Linked DNA regions of Homo sapiens: region 2 is linked to region 1. A link is a loop called in an ENCODE intact Hi-C map of the cell type or tissue named here. Cell type or tissue: PC-3. All regions are shown on one strand.

What was found. Hi-C counts contacts between places; a loop is a spot of excess contacts. Peaks named below come from ENCODE experiments on the same cell type or tissue, not always from the same donor. Only the 100,000 strongest peaks of a DNase experiment are listed, where the experiment ranks them.
Region 2: a loop joins it to region 1, with 5 times the contacts of the local background. A loop is called at or near these places in 3 of 110 quality-filtered maps.

The regions. Positions count from the first base shown.
Region 1 is chr5:39,508,653-39,516,652 of GRCh38, reverse strand. No RefSeq gene overlaps it. Among named protein-coding and RNA genes, the nearest start is that of LINC02104, 7.8 kb to the left of the region's middle. In PC-3, no CTCF peak of the experiment used is centred here; a DNase peak (open chromatin) is centred at 3,212; H3K27ac peaks cover 495 bases.
Region 2 is chr5:39,444,674-39,452,673 of GRCh38, reverse strand. No RefSeq gene overlaps it. Among named protein-coding and RNA genes, the nearest start is that of DAB2, 24 kb to the right of the region's middle. In PC-3, no CTCF peak of the experiment used is centred here; DNase peaks (open chromatin) are centred at 4,423 and 5,453; H3K27ac peaks cover 3,094 bases.

The sequences.
Region 1 (8,000 bases):
AGTTCAAGACCAGCCTGGCCAACATGGTGAAACCCTGTCTCTACTAAAAATACAAAAATTAGTCAGATGTGGTGGCACTGGCCTGTAGTCCCAGCTACTTGGGAGGCTAAGACAGGAGACTCTCCTGAACCCAAGAGTTGGAGGTGGCAGTGAGCCAAGATCGTGCCACCGTACTCCAGCCTGGGCGACAAAGCAAGACCTCATCTCAAAAAAAAATAAAATAAATTGGAGACAAACATATTTGTATTTTAAAGGATTAAAAATATACATTCTCATTTGAGGGTAGGGGGAGGGAAAGTACTTTTAAGTTGTGTTTTCTTTGGTTTAGTTTCTTAAGGCTTATGTTCAGGGTAGAAATTATTTGTGTTTGGCCTCTATTCTGATTGGTGGGAGCTCATAACATATCTTTTGTTACGTATTTAGAAAATCGCTGCTTGTATCTGATATTTCATTTTCTAAGAAAAATACCAATGGATTTTTTTTTAAACCCAGAACAGGGAATGTACCCAGTGGCCTGTCAGTGAGGGAAGAAATCATAAAATGCTTATTTAGTTAGAATTTCATGCTCAACTTCCTTCCCTGTTTTTAGAAGTAATTATGTTCGGTTATTGACGGCTGTTTAGCTTTCTAGCTGAATTGCCCAAGCTTTTAAGTCACTACCTACTCAATTATGAGAACTTTGTGATCTACCATAAGGAATGCTGCTTTCTAGTATAGTGAGCAATGACATATATATTCTCAGGAATAATTTCTATACATTTCTATAAATGAGGCACATTAGACAGCAGAAATATCAACTGTATCATTTTAGATTAAAAATGAAGAGTTTTCACAGGATTATGAAATTTCAGAATTGGAAAGTGCCATTGAAGTTTACCAGTCCAAACCATCATTACAGAAATGAAGATAAACTCAAAGCAAGCCACTTTCACATAATCACTTAGATCAAAAAGACAGGATTCTAACTAAAATTCAAATTACCTAATTTTCCTGGCTTTTGCTCTTTCTATAAATAAAAACACAGGATCACATATGTTTGCTGTGTGTGAAGAAAACTGAATTCTTATAAAGAATAAAGCTTGAAAGAAAAACAAATTAAGTCATTCATTTAATTATTATTATCTAAGTACATTTTACTAAACCTTTAGCCAAGACCAAATAATCCTTATTGATCCACGCTTCCAACAACATGGGCTTCATTTTCAATGCATTTTCATATTTTAGTAGTCCTAAAATATGAAAAATAAAGACTAAATGTGTATGCTTACTTTGCAAAGGGGTTTGGAATAAATATTTAGAGGAGTTTGGAGCAAAGATTTAGAGGGGGTTGGAGTAAATATGAGTGCAGATCTCAGTTCTCAGGTCGTAATTGTAGCAGATTCACCTATTTTAAACCTGTGAAAGGCTATGGCAATTACCTACTGAAGTCTTCCATGGGGTTACAGCGCAAGGGCTTTATATCAGGATGGAGTGCTTGCTTCACCATTTACCAATTTTGTGTCTCTGTTCAAGTGACTTAAACTCATTGAGCCTCAATTTCCTCATCTGTAATAGAGAGTCATAATAGTATCTTCCTCAAAGGATTGTTGGGAGGATTAATTGAGATAATTTGGGGCACAGAATAAGCACTAAGGAAGTATTAACTGCTTTCATAATTATTGGAATTCATAGTGTGTATCAGTGAAGTAATCTTGTAAAAGGTGTTTGAGATTAAAAACACAAATAAGTCAAAGACGCTTTCAGGTAAATTCATGAGTTTTTGAAGGGATTTCAAAACTAGGACCCTACTTTTTTTTTTTTTTTTTTTTTTTTTTGCCAAACTGTGAAATGGATTTTTGAAATACAATAGGGCTAATGGGGCTAATGGTAGCGATGTAATTACCCAGGGTAATTTTATTGTGGGGCCTACGGTATCCAGCGTTTAATAGTGGATCTAAATGACACAGAAATTCAAGGTGTTCCATATCAGTCATGAACATCTACAGTGAGATGTTAGACTTTGTCGATATCTCAAAAGTGGAGTAGACAATAGACATTAATGTTTGGAACAGGTATACACACATTAAGGTGTCAAACATAGGGGAAGAGAGGAAGACAATGAATATTCATCAAATGCTTTCTATGAGCTAAGCTTTGTTGGAGTCACGTGGACATTATAGCATTTATTCTCCCAATACCCTTTGAAGAGGCTTGAGCTTCTAACCTGGTTCTATATCCAGTGAGGGCATCCAGGCATGAGAAGTAAGATAGCATTCATGAGTTTGGTCAAGTAAATCCAAAGAAAGGTTTGTGAGTGACTTTTATTTATTTATTTATTCTGAGACAAGTGGCAAACCAAAGGGCTTGCAAAGTTTCTAACTGGATGATAGCGTTGTTTCTTGGACCTGGGATTAAAGTTTTTTACCCTTCCTTCAAATGCAGCATCAGAGATGAAGCCTGGGGCTAGAAAAAGTGTCTTGCCCATAAAGGGAGGATTGAAATATAAATATGTGTTGTCCTAACTGCTGACATAACCATCACTGTTTCACATCTTTCCAACCTAGAACTTTCTTTTGTCTTCCCTGGCCACCAGGAATTGCTGTTCCCTAACATTGATTTTGGTGAGTTTTCCCTTTTCAAACCCAAGTTTTCATCTCTAGAAATACAACATGTCAAATTAGCCACTGACAAGCTTCAAACACAGCTCATTGGCTAAACAGTGGTTATTATTTATAGGCAAAATAATCAAACTCTAGCTCTGCTCCAGTGAAGAAGAATGAAGATGGGTTTAAAGGTCACAAAAGTTACAGGGAATTAACATTTAATGGCTCCTCACCATGTGGTCAGGGGAAATCTGAAGGTGAAGGTCTAAGCTATTATCACATTTCAAGAACCAGCACAACCAAGATATAATCAATCTAGTGGCTCTCCATTCTAAATGAATGTTAAACAGAAATAGTTCTATTACTATACCAACAGGATAATTAGAACACTAGCCAGTATTTATTGAGCACTTAACATAGGCCAGCCCTGTATTGGCACTTTATATTTGATTCTCTTATGAGTCTATGAAGTAGGTATTATCATTTCTGTTTGCAGTAAGGAGGCTGAAGCTTAAAGATGATGTTATATAACTTCTGCAAGTTCACATAGCGGCAGTGTGGGTCATAAAGGCCAACTGGAACTGAGGGTGGGACTTGGGCATAACTTATCAGTGGATCTAATTCCCTCTTTATGAGTCAGATATTTAAACTTCTGCAAAAGGCCTATTGTTCCAGCAGCTGGGACAACACACACTTATATTTCTATCTTCCTTTTGTGTTCTAGGGAACTCAAAATAGGGAGGTAGATTGTATAGCACACAGTATAAAAAACTAGTATTTTATAGTGAACATAAACTTTATGATACAGCTGAGTCAGACTTAATTCCCCCTCAACCCGATAAAATGCCTCTGCCTCAAACATTCTAATTCACCTTGAAAACATCAGTGCTTATGAATCCTTCAACCATGAATTTACCTGAAACCTTCCTCAACTTATTTGTATTTTCAGTCTCAGCCATCTATTGGAAGATTACACATGATACAAATTCCAATGATAAAAAAAGTAATCAATACTTCTTTAGTGCTTATTCTGTGCCCAGAATTACCTCAATTAATCCTCACAACAATCTTGAGAGGAAGGTACTATTAGTACTCTCTATTAGAGATGAGGAAATTGAGGTTTAGTGAAGTTAAGTCGCTTGACCAAGGACACAAAATTAGTAAATGGTGAAGCTGGGTCTCAGTCTACCTCTGAGTCCACAAGGCACACTCTAAACCCTGATACTTAAAGTGTGGTCTGTGGACCAGTAGCATGGCATCATCTGAGAACTTGTTAGAAATGCACAATCCTAGGACTCACATAGACAAACTAAATGCAAATTTGTATTTTAACAAGATCTGCAGGTGCTGAGGATACACATTGAAGTGTATCCTTGACTGGGGGTAGGGTGACCAGTTGTCCCAGATCACTGAGGACTGAGGGTTGTTTGGGATATGGGACTTTCAGTGTGAAAACCAGACAAGTACTGGGCAGGACTACTGTGCTGTGCTCTCTCTGCAGGGGTCAGTGAGTATTTTTTGCTTTCAGTTAGCGCATCCTATGCTCTGTTTCAACCTGCCTCACAGTTACAGAAGTTTGTTGGATGTATCTTCAGAGATACTGTGGATGGGAACCACCACTGACAAAAGATGAATTCTAAGCTCCCAATTCCGTGGGAGTGAACAATGTCTATATCTGGGTTTCTAATACTTGGTGTTGGACCTAAGCTATGATAGGGAGGATGTGTTTTCCCTTTCACAGATCTTCCTAACTCCATTATAATCCCAAATCAACACATGATAATTGCAAATAAGAGCATTCCTGCTCAGTGTCTTATGGGTTTATTTATTCAGTTCTTGGGTTGGTTTTTTTAAAGTTTCAGTAAAATCCAGATATGTAGAAAAAAGAACCCTCATTATTTTCATATTATTTCCGTAAGGAAAAATTTAATCCATATGTTTATAATTCATTCAAACGTCATCATGTTATTGCTTTTTCAAAACTATTAAGCCTTAAGCCATTGCTACTGATTTCTTCTCATGAAATAGAATTTGGAGATTTTGTAACCTAAATCATAGTCCAAAAGAGGGAGCTTATCTTCAGCAAAGATAGCCTATGGGTTCTTCATGTGAGTTTTAGAATGCTTCTTTGTCCTATGGGGGAAAAATTTGTCTATTTTACACAACTCTATTTACATATAGAAAAATACAAAACATTTTAGTATATGGAACAAGATCATTTTCCTATTTGGCTTTAATTTACTTTGTGGGGAATGAGAAGGTCTTGGAATTGCTCTCAGATGTTAATGTCCTGTGAGAGACCACTAAAACTTTCAGTGGCCAAGACTAAATCTCCCTGTCAATTTCATTATTTCTCCTCTGAAATTTTGAACCATTGCTTACACTCCTATTTGGCACTAGCTCTACCTATATTTCATTGCTATTTATTCTGAGGCCTTTATCGTGCCTCTCAACCCCACTAAGAAATTTTAATAACAGCACTGTCCTTTATTCATCTATTCAGCAAACATTTACTGAACTCCAGCAATGTGTTAGGTCTTGCATGGAGTAGAATTGAAATGTCATTGGTACCTTAAGTAGCTATTAATCTGTTAGATAAAACTCAGAAAAATAAGCACACTATAGTATAGATCAGGTTAAGTGTCATTACAGATATGCATTAAAAGAATGTGGAAATTCAAAAGTCCCACAGAGTTCTTCTTACTGGAAGGATCATGGAAGAATATTAGGAAAAGGATCATATTTTGAATTTGTCTTCTACAGAGATCTACAGAGAGGCAAGCCACATACAAAAAGTCCCAGGGCAGGAAAAGAATAAGACATGCAATAAGTATAAAACATGTCCAATGTGGCTGGAGTGTATGAAGAAGAACTAGGAGAGATGAGGTTTTAAAGGAATTATTTTCTTTTTTTAAATTATACTTTAAGTTCTGGGGTACATGTGCAAAATGTGCAGTTTTGTTACATAGGTATACATGTGCCATGGTGGTTTGCTGCACCCATCAACCTGTCACCCACATTAGGTATTTCCCCTAATGCTATCCCTCCCCTGGTCCTCCACCCCCGTCAGGCCCCGGTGTGTGATGTTCCCCTCCCTGTGTCCATGTGTTCTCGAGATTTTAAAGGAATTTGTAACCTGATCATGTGGGTTAGGATGTAATTCAGACAGGAGATCATTGAAGGTTTCTGAACAAGGAATTGTCATAGTGTGGCAAAACTGTTCATCTAGCAGAAATAACCAGGAAGGGCTGAAGCAGGAAGATAAACTGACCGTGCAAAACTTATTTGAAGACCATTAAAATAGACCCAGGAGAAGCAATGAAACCTGCATTAGAATCTTTTTCTCTCACCTTTCATCGTTGGCCTTTCCTTTTCTCAGACACATTTGCCTGTGATTCATCCATCTGACCTACAGTACCTTTGAAGGAATCATGTTTGATTTTTGCTTTTCTTTCACAAAGAGTCTTCAAATGATTTGTCAGGAAGTACACAATAGGGTACGTAATATGGTTTGGCTGTGTCCCCACCCAAGCCTTGTCTTGAATTGTAGCTCCCATAATCCCCATGTGTCATGGGAGGGACCCACTGGGACATAATTGAATTATGAGGGTGGGTTTTTCTCATGCTGTTCTCATGATAGTGTATAAGTCTCACAAGATCTGGTGGTTTTATAAAAAGCAGTTCCCCTGCCCACGCCCTCTTGCCTGCCACCATGTAAGATATGACATTTCTCCTCCTTTGCCTTCTGCCATGATTTTGAGGCCTCCCCAGCCATGTGGAACTCTGAGTCCATTAAACCTCTTTCCTTTGTAAATTACCCAGTCTCAGGTATGTCTTTATTAGCAGCATGAGAACAGACTAATACAGTAGGTTTAATAGAACACACAGAAAGTATTGTTTTGAAAACTATCATTTTAAAAAAAATTAGCAACTTTCCTTTATAAAGGACATATCACACCACATGTGGTGTCTGTGTGCTCTCTTTCATTCTCAAAACAGTCCCATGAGAAAAGTATTATTATTTCCATTTTACTGATGTGCAAACTGTAGCTTAAATAGGCTCATTTCATGCATTCTCTAAGGATATTATGCGAATGTTGTTTTCTGCAGGAAGAATCCAGAATTCTCTCATTCTGAAAGAGTTTATAACCTTTCTCTATTCTTAGTTCTAGTTTTTAGTCAGAATGAAGTAATAATCTTTTGGTGTCCATTAATCTGGAGGAAACCCCAACTAGAAGAGCTGTGAAGGAAAAACAAGGAGCCAAGATTGGGTTGGCAACCTTAGGGCATAAGGTTCCAGGTGACAGTGGATGGAAATGGGGCAGAAAATTGGAACGGTTGATGACATTGTCCATATTTCATTTAAATTACTCCTTATAATGCAATTGCAGATGTTGTAGGAACATAAAGATATTGCATCTGAGGCCTTTAAAGCAAGTGTTCTCAACTGAATAAAATTCATTTGACTAAATGGGAGAACTGAGGTAAAGTACAACATGCTCAGTATAGACAAATAATCTTTGAGCTTCTGTTGTCACCTGTTCCTGCCATCAAGCCTCCCTTAGAATGGCCACCACTGTGAGTCCAGCAGCCAGCAGGTTTCTGAACTGCATGCAAAATCAAGAAAACAAAATATTCCTTCTTTTTGAACTGACTATAGCCATGGAGTACGCTGTGAAACCAGATCAGTTTGAATAATGAAAGCATGAAATCACTCCCCATTTTTCACAGGAAAGACTGGAATATTTAATAGAAACCAGGCAGGAGCTGGATATATGAATCCATTTCATCAAAATGTGCCTTTAACTAGAACTTTGTTGGAAAGAATTGTGGATTCTTCTTGGAGGCTCTAAATATTCCTGTGGCATCCTCAAAAATAGAGGAAGGCTAAAGATTAGTGCCCAGTGAGGTCGAAGAGCCCGTTAACCTTTTGCTCATGGCTAGACTCTATTCCAGGGTTTTTTCTCCTGCTATAGTCTCTAACTCACACACACTACATTCCAGTTGTATGTATGAAGATGATACCACATTTCAAAAAGTCTCTTTTCTTAGAGGTGGACTAATTACATAATATGGTGCAATAAACTGCCATATTCATCATGGTTTTCCACTTCACAGAACTGGAAGCCAAGCAACAGAGGAAAAGCTTCCTTAAGTTTTTAATGGGGTGGAAAATTTTGACTGTAGAGAAAATCTGACTATAAACAATTTATTCAGTATCCATCCATCCATTTTTTTTTCCCACAAATAGGTGTTACATACATGGCAGTCTGCAAAATGCTATGGGGAAACTTTTCAAAAGTAATTATTTATAATTAAAAAGAACACTTATATGACACATTCAAAAAAATGTGAACAATACTTTTGGATATCAAAACAGAAATGACCTAAACCATGAAAATCCAATCCTAGGTTGGG
Region 2 (8,000 bases), 64 kb after region 1:
TTTGGGAAAGTTTTTCATTTAGACAACTGACACACTTCAAAAGATTGTTGAATATATTAAATTTACAAAATTAGTTTTTAAATGTATGAAGGAATTTACTTAATAAGTGCATAAATATTATTACACACATTCAAAGTTCTCCTAAATGTGGTTACTAAAATTCTTTAGATTTACAAATAGAATAATAAGATCAGGAAGCTGCATTTAAAAATTGTGAGAAGCCGGTGAAACTGCGTCTCTACTAAAAACACAAAAAATTAGCTGGGCGTGGTGGTAGGCTCCTGTTTGTTGTCTCAGCTGCTCAGGAGGCTGAGGCAGAAGAATCACTCGAACCCGGGAGGCGGAGCTTGCAGTGAGCCGATATTGCACCACTGCACTCCAGCCTGGGCGACAGAGCAAGACTCCGTCTCAAAAAAAAAAAAAAAAAAAATGTTGTGAGAAGCAGTTTTTGGATTTTTAACTTTAATAAATTGATTGCTAAATTTTTAAGCAAAAGTGAGCCTTTGAATAGTCTGTTTTGTATACAAAAGTCACTTTGAGAACAAAAATATTCACATTTAATAACTGACACTTGCACTATCCTCCTCATATCAACTCAATAGGACTAAGAAATACATTTTTAAAATAAGCTCCTACATATAAATAAGAGCAATCTATTAGAAAAATTGGCTACTTTGTATAAAAATAAAATAGAAATAACCAAACAATATGAAGTTATATTTCACTCATAGTTTAGAAAATTATAAAAATCAAAAGTATTATCCCACACAGTGTCAGCCAATGAGAGTGCAAAGATGCAGGCTCATATGAAGATAAGAATGCAAAATATATATGCAAGTTTTAAAATGCATATATTCTTGAACTTGATACTTCCACTTCTGGAAATTTATCATATTTGTATCATATGCACATATTTGAATGTGTTCACGAAGGCACTTATCCAAGAATGTCCACTGCAGCACTGTTTATATGAAAAAAAGAAAGAAACTGGAAACAGTCTAAATGACTATATCCATAGAGGATGGGTTAGAAAGAAAACTATTAAATCCATGCAATGGCTTACTACACAACCATTAGAAAGAACAAAGTAGTTCATTGTGTTATGACATAAAAAAGCTTCTACTACGTTCATTGAAAAAGTAATAATAAAGCCAAGTACAGAGCAGTTTTATGACATAATTCCAAAGTACACTGGAAAGAAAATAAATAATGTATGTGTGTGTGTGTGTGTGTGCATGCATATGCATAGAACATTTCTGGAAGAATATAAATACACAGATGACTCCTAAAGGTGGCTAACTGTAAGGAAGGTATATTAGTTTGCTGGGGCAAACTAATAACAAAAGATGACAAACTGGCTGGCTTAAAACAACAGAAATTTATCCCCTCAGAGTACTGGAATCTAGAAGTGAGAAATGAAGTTATTGGCCAGCTTGGGTTCTTCCGAGGTCTGGGAGGGAGAATCTGCCCCATGCCTCTCTTCTAACTTCCGGGAATAGCTGGCAGTTCTTGGTGCTCCTTGGCTTGTAGATGCATCGCTCCTATCTCTTCCTCTACCTTACAACAATCATATTGAATTAGGAGCTCACCCTACTCCAGAATGACTTCATCTTAACTAATGATAGTTGCAGCCACTCTATTTCAAATACAGTGATGTTCTGAGGTACCTGGGGTTACAACTTCAACATATCTTTTTTTGAGGGACAAAATTCAACTCATAACAAAAAAAAATGGCCATTCTAGGCTTGGATAAAAGCCTAAAAATCAGTTAATAAAAAAAGATTACTATTAAAGTAATCTCAGCATGATTAAGTGTTATTTATGGTCCTGATCCCATCTAATACAAACATTTAGAGAACAAATACCATGCTATATAAACTGATTGTCCAAAATTCAACATTTGGCATTCAATTAATTTTAATGATGTTTCTCTCCCTCATACAGAAGACTTCTTTCTGGTTCAATATTTAGATGTTATACAACATCTAAAATTAAAACCCAATTTCCCTCAGACGATATTTTAATTGCATGGAATCCCATAGTTGGAAGGGCCCTTAGAGACTTTTTAGTGTATACCGTCAACATTTTGTCAGTATTTCCAACAAGAGGCCCAGACTCTACTTGAACACCCCTAGGAATGAAAAATCCCTGCTCCCTGAAGCAGGATCATCCTGATGGTTCGAAAGCAAACATTCAGTCAAATTATGTCCCCCTACAATTTTCACTAATTTGTCTTTGGTCAACCATCTGAGCCTTTCAAGACCACATATGTATTACATATATTATATATGTGTATATTATGTATACATAAAAATAAACAAATAAACAATACATATATTTATATAACTTATATAAACATACTGTATATATATTTTTGATATGACAGCCACTGAAACATTTGGGGACACCTTTTGAGTTCTATGTTTTAGCTGAGTGGCAATTATAACCCAACTTCTTGTTAGAGGTAAATATCAAAAATAAAAAATTACAGACTTAAGATTTTAATAAGAAAATACCCAGTATAAATGTAAGTTCTGCAACTTTGCTTTGAAGACTTGTCTTATTTCCAGAACGTAATAATTTCAGAAAGAGATACATTCTTCTGAGAAGAATGTTTAAGAGTTATTTCACGTATGTAAGGAAGAACGGAAAGCCTTGTAAATAATAGGGGAAATTTTGTGGGAAATTCGCCCAAGAAATCTTTTAGAAAACTTAAGTGCTCAAGGCAGCTTGAACAAAGGCATAGATTCTGTGTGTGAAAGGGTTCCATAAAGTTGTGACAAATTGTTCCATTCACAGTTACCCTGCCGGATTTTGTCACACAGTATGCGAGACATTAATAAATATATGTCAGCCTATTATTCCTTCACAAAACACTCCCTTCACCCAAGTAAATAGGCTTGTTTGAGGCTACAATGGCCATCTTTGTCTAAGAAACATTCATTCAATTTGTAGATACATGTTGTTTGCTTGAAGCACCAGTTCACACAAAACTCTTTATACCTGGGAAAAAACAACAGTGATTCCTTATCAGAAATGTGATACATCTCTAGAACTGTTGGAAGTGTTGCTGGAAAGTACAGTCATGAGTTGCTTGGTCTTTCAGCAGCTTTCAGAAAATCAAACTGACTGTACACTGTCTTATAAAGATGAAGTTCTAGCAGGACAAATTGAGCTCAGTATCAAGGTAATTTTGCCACCTAATAGTGAGTGAGGCGGCTCTGAAAATTAAATGTCCTTCCTGGCTCGGGGGCACACGCCTGTAATCCCAGCACTTTGGGAGGCCGAGGCAGGCAAATCACTTGAGGTCAGGAGTTCAAGACCTGCCTGACCAACATGGCAAAACCCTGTCTCTACTAAAAATACAAAAATTAGCCAGGTGTGGTGGCGGGCGCCTGTAGTCCCAGCTACTTGGGAAGCTGGGGCAGGAGAATCGCTTGAACCTGGGAGGCGGAGGTTGCAGTGAGCCGAAATTGTGCCACTGCACTCCAGCCTGGGTGACAGAAAAAAAAAGAAAGAAAATTAAAGGTCCAAATTCACTCATTTCCTTCTTCCAGACATGGGAAAAGAGAGCATTTTTTGTTACCTCTGTAGTTTAAAGAAAACATTCTAAGATAATTAAGGCCTTTGTGATGGTTTATATTAAGCGTTAACTTGATCGGATTGAAGGATACAAAGCATTGTTTCTAGGCTTGTCTGTGAGGGTGTTGCTAGAGATTAACATTTGAATAAGTGGAATGGGAGAGGCAGATCCATCCTTAATCTGGGTGGGCACTATCCCGTTGGCTGTCAGCACAGCTAGATTAACGCAGGCAGAAGGAGGTAGAATGATGAGATTTGCTGAGTCTTCTGGCCTTCACCTTTCTCTCGTGCTGGAGGCTTCCTGCTCTCCAACATCAGACTCCAAGTTCTTAGACTTTGGACTCTTGGACTTACACTAGTGATTTGCCAGTGGCTCTCGGGCCTTCTGCCACAGACCGAAGGCTGCACCGTTGGCTTCCCTACTTTTGAGGTTTTGGGACTTGGACAGATCCACTACTGGCTTCCTCGCTCCTCAACTTGCAGACGGCCTATCGTGGGACTTCACCTCGTGATCGTGTGAGTCAATTCTCCTTAATAAACTCCCTTTCATATATATATATATATATCCCTATTTGTTTTGTCCCTCTAGTTAACCCTAATACAGCCTGAAAATAATTCACAGTGGAGGTAGAGAGAAATGCATCACTTAAAATAGAAAAATACCTTCACAGCAATATCCACAACTGGCTTGTGATTAAAAACTAATGGTTAGACGATCTGTGAGCACATTAATGATCTATCTTCCGAAAAAGCAACACTCAGTCATGGACTTCTTCCCTTGTATTTAAATAGGATTTTCTTACCAGGAAACAGGTGATTCAGTTCCTGGTGGTGAGCAGTTTATAGCCAAAGGTCAGTTTACTCAGCATTAGAGTAAGGCATTATTATCTAGCCCTTTCTGGAGTTCATGTTTAAAAAATGGTTCATGGGCCGGGCGCTGTGGCTCACGCCAGTAATCTTAACACTTTGGGAGGCCGAGGCGGGTGGATTGCCTGAGGTCAGGAGTTTAAGACCAGCCTGACCAAGATGGTGAAAATTAGCCAGGCCTGGTGGCGGGCGCCGGTAATCCCAGCCCTTTGGGAGGCAGAAGTTGCAGTGAGCGGAGATCGCGCCATTGCACTCCAGCCTGGGCGACAGAGTGAGACTTCGTCTCAAAATAAATAAATAAATAAATAAATAAATAATGGTTTGTGGATTACTTCTCCATTTTTCTTCATTTTTAGGACAATTTTTGTAGTTACTCATGGCTGTCCATAAGTTAACAAAGTCCAAGAGTAGTGAAAGCAGGGAGTTTATTTAATTAAAATCAGGATATCAATTAAATTCTATTTTTGGCTCAACCCTCTGCTCATTGACCTGTTCCATTTAGTACTGCAAAAAGTCACAGACAGAAATGCTGCTTACTTGGAGATATATACTATTAATGTGCTCACAAATTGCCAAAAGCAAATATTTTTAGCACAATTAAGACTCTAATATTACTGTAACCTGTCTTCCCTAATTTTCACTCATGGTTCAGTGGTAGGGCTTTTTTTTTTTTTTTCTCTCCTTTGGACTGAATGTTACACTATTTTTCTAAGAAATATTTTCTAAATATTGTCCCTCACTTGATTGTATCAGTCAGAGTTGGTTTGGAACTGGGTTTTGCAAAATCAGGGGTTTTACCCAACAATGGTTAATTTGGGCTTGGGTTTTGGCGTCATGACCTAAAACAATGTGGAGGGTTTCCACTTTCCAAGTTTTCTTAACTGACTGGTGATGCATCCTGAAACAAGAATCCCTGTTTTTCTTTTCAATAATTTTTCCCCTTCTGACAGGGTGGCCTGTGAAACTGAGTTAAAACATGTTATTTCAGTGCCACCGAACAATGAGTCAAACTAACCTTTTGCCTTTGCCACTTACTTTGTCATAAACGTGGGCAGGAGTATGTGGGTAAGGAGCTTTATCACTCTGCAGCCTATCTTACTAACTGGGAAAAGAAACCATGAGTTGCCTAGACTGCTCTTGTTCTCTTTCCACACAGCTCTGTTCCCAACTTTCTCTCCAAGCCAAGAAACTTTGATATCTTTCAGTTCTTACAATTCTTGCTCCTCACACCCTATGTAAGTCCAACTCAGAATTCCAATTCTGTTCTATTTCTTCACAGACATGTTATAGCTATATTTTTATGTACTATAGTTAATTGACTCAAGACTCTCTTGATGGTAAGACATATCATTATTTTCCTACCACCAAGAAAGCTGCCATTTGAAAATCTATGCATGCCATCAAATGTGTGATACATTCTTATTTAAGATATTAAAATAGAAAAAAGAGTTATCTTAGAATTGATGAACTATGTGATTTGAGGCAAAAAAGAAAATATAATACTTTAAATATTTTTACAAAGGCATTCGCAGAACCACTGACTTTCCCCCATTCTGATCTGCTGGTTATCTATAGCCCTGCCTACTTCTTCCTTCCCTTAATTTTTTCATTCCAAAAAAATACGTGATGCCTCCTACGTGCAGGCCCTGTGGTACCTGCCAGGGACAAACAGTAAATAAGAGAAAGACTTTATGCTGGGGAAGCTCCCATTTTGGGAGTAGATACAAAAATGGACTAGAGAATGACAGTAGAGTGACTGTCACTATATTAGTCACAAGTACAGAATTCTGTGGAAGCACAGTGAAAAATGACCTAACTCAGCCTTCTGGGGGTTATGAAGAGCTGTCCAGAAAGGCAATGTTTCAGCCAAGATCTCAAAGATGAACAAGTAGTGTTAGCCCTTCACAGGGACAAGGCAGGTGAGGAAACGAGGGAGGGTATCCCAGGTGAGGAAAGGAGGGAGGGTATCCCAGGTTAAGGAAACAGGAGGCAGCAAGAGAAATGTCTGGGCTGTTTTCTGACAAACACACAAGGTTCCCTAAGATTGCAGGACAGAAAGAAACAAGGTGAGCTAGAACCAGCTCAGGCATGGACTTGTGTGCCGTGCAGGATAATTCAAAATTGACTGAGGAAATTGATGACCCAGAGAGGGGCTTAAGCATACAATGAAAAGATCAGTTTAGCTTAAAATTTTTTATTTTTGCTTTGTAAGAATAAAATTAATCATGTATAATAAAAAATTCATCAAGTAAGGAAAGGCTTATTGAGGAAAACATTAATTTCTGGCTCCCGCCCCCTCATCTTCCATCTCTGAATGATAAGAAATCATCTTTAGTTCTTTCAGTTGTTTTTTTCTTGTAGTTACCTCCATACTAATTTTTAAGCTATGTTGCTGGTTCTGCTTGACATGATAAAACCCTTTAGCTTTTTCTCTGAACAGTTTAAGATCAGAAGTTCAAAGATGTACAAGTAAAGTTTCTAGTAATTAGGGCAATAAAAAAGCCAAAAGTAACACAAATACATTTTCAAAAATTAAATAAAAGATCACAAACAACTTGACAGTTTTGCAAAATATTTTCCAACTGATTCTTTTTTATTATTGTAACTTAAAATAAGAGAATCAAGGCATGCTGCTAGTTTTTAATTTACAACTTCAGATATTATCCAGTGATTTTTAAATTTTTTCTTCCTATAAAATTTAACTCATACATAACAGCATCTGCACCTCTCCACATCATCTTCTTAATATTATTAAAGCACTATTGTTGGCTACATAAATAGAGTTTATTAAAGTGTGTATAAGCGCTCCAGCAGATAAGTCATCTTATTTTCTTCTCTTCTCCTGGGCAGTTGCCACAACAGAAATACTTTGCCATACTTCTCACTTTATTCATTCCCTGGATGCCTCCATCAGAAACACCTTCATCCTTGTTCTATAGGATGTATATGGCAGTTGATGTCCAGACCTGACACTGGGATGTCATCCTAGGAATTCTCTTTGTCAGACAGCTTTTTATTCACATAATAACAGTTTAGTGGTGTATTAAGGGAGAGAAAGGATAAACGTGAGTTTAATGCCTTCTTTAACTGAATACTATATATATGTATGTATATATACACATATATGTGTATATATGTGTGTATATATGTATATATACACATACATGTGTATATGCATATATACACATACATGTGTATACATGCATGTATACACATGTATGTGTATATATGCATGTATACACATGTATGTGTATATACACACATATATGTGTATATATGTATATATGTATATATATATGTGTGTATATATGTATATATGTACATATATGTGTGTATATATATACGTATATATATACGTGTATATATACATATATATATGTATATAATTTTTTTTTGAGACAAGGTCTAGCTCTATCACCCAGGCTGGAGTAAGTACAGTGGCACAATCTCAGCTTACTGCAACCTCCTCCTCCTAGGCTCAAGTGATCCTCCCATCTCTCAACCTCCGAAGTAGCTAAGACTACAGGCCCACACCACCACACCTGGCTAAT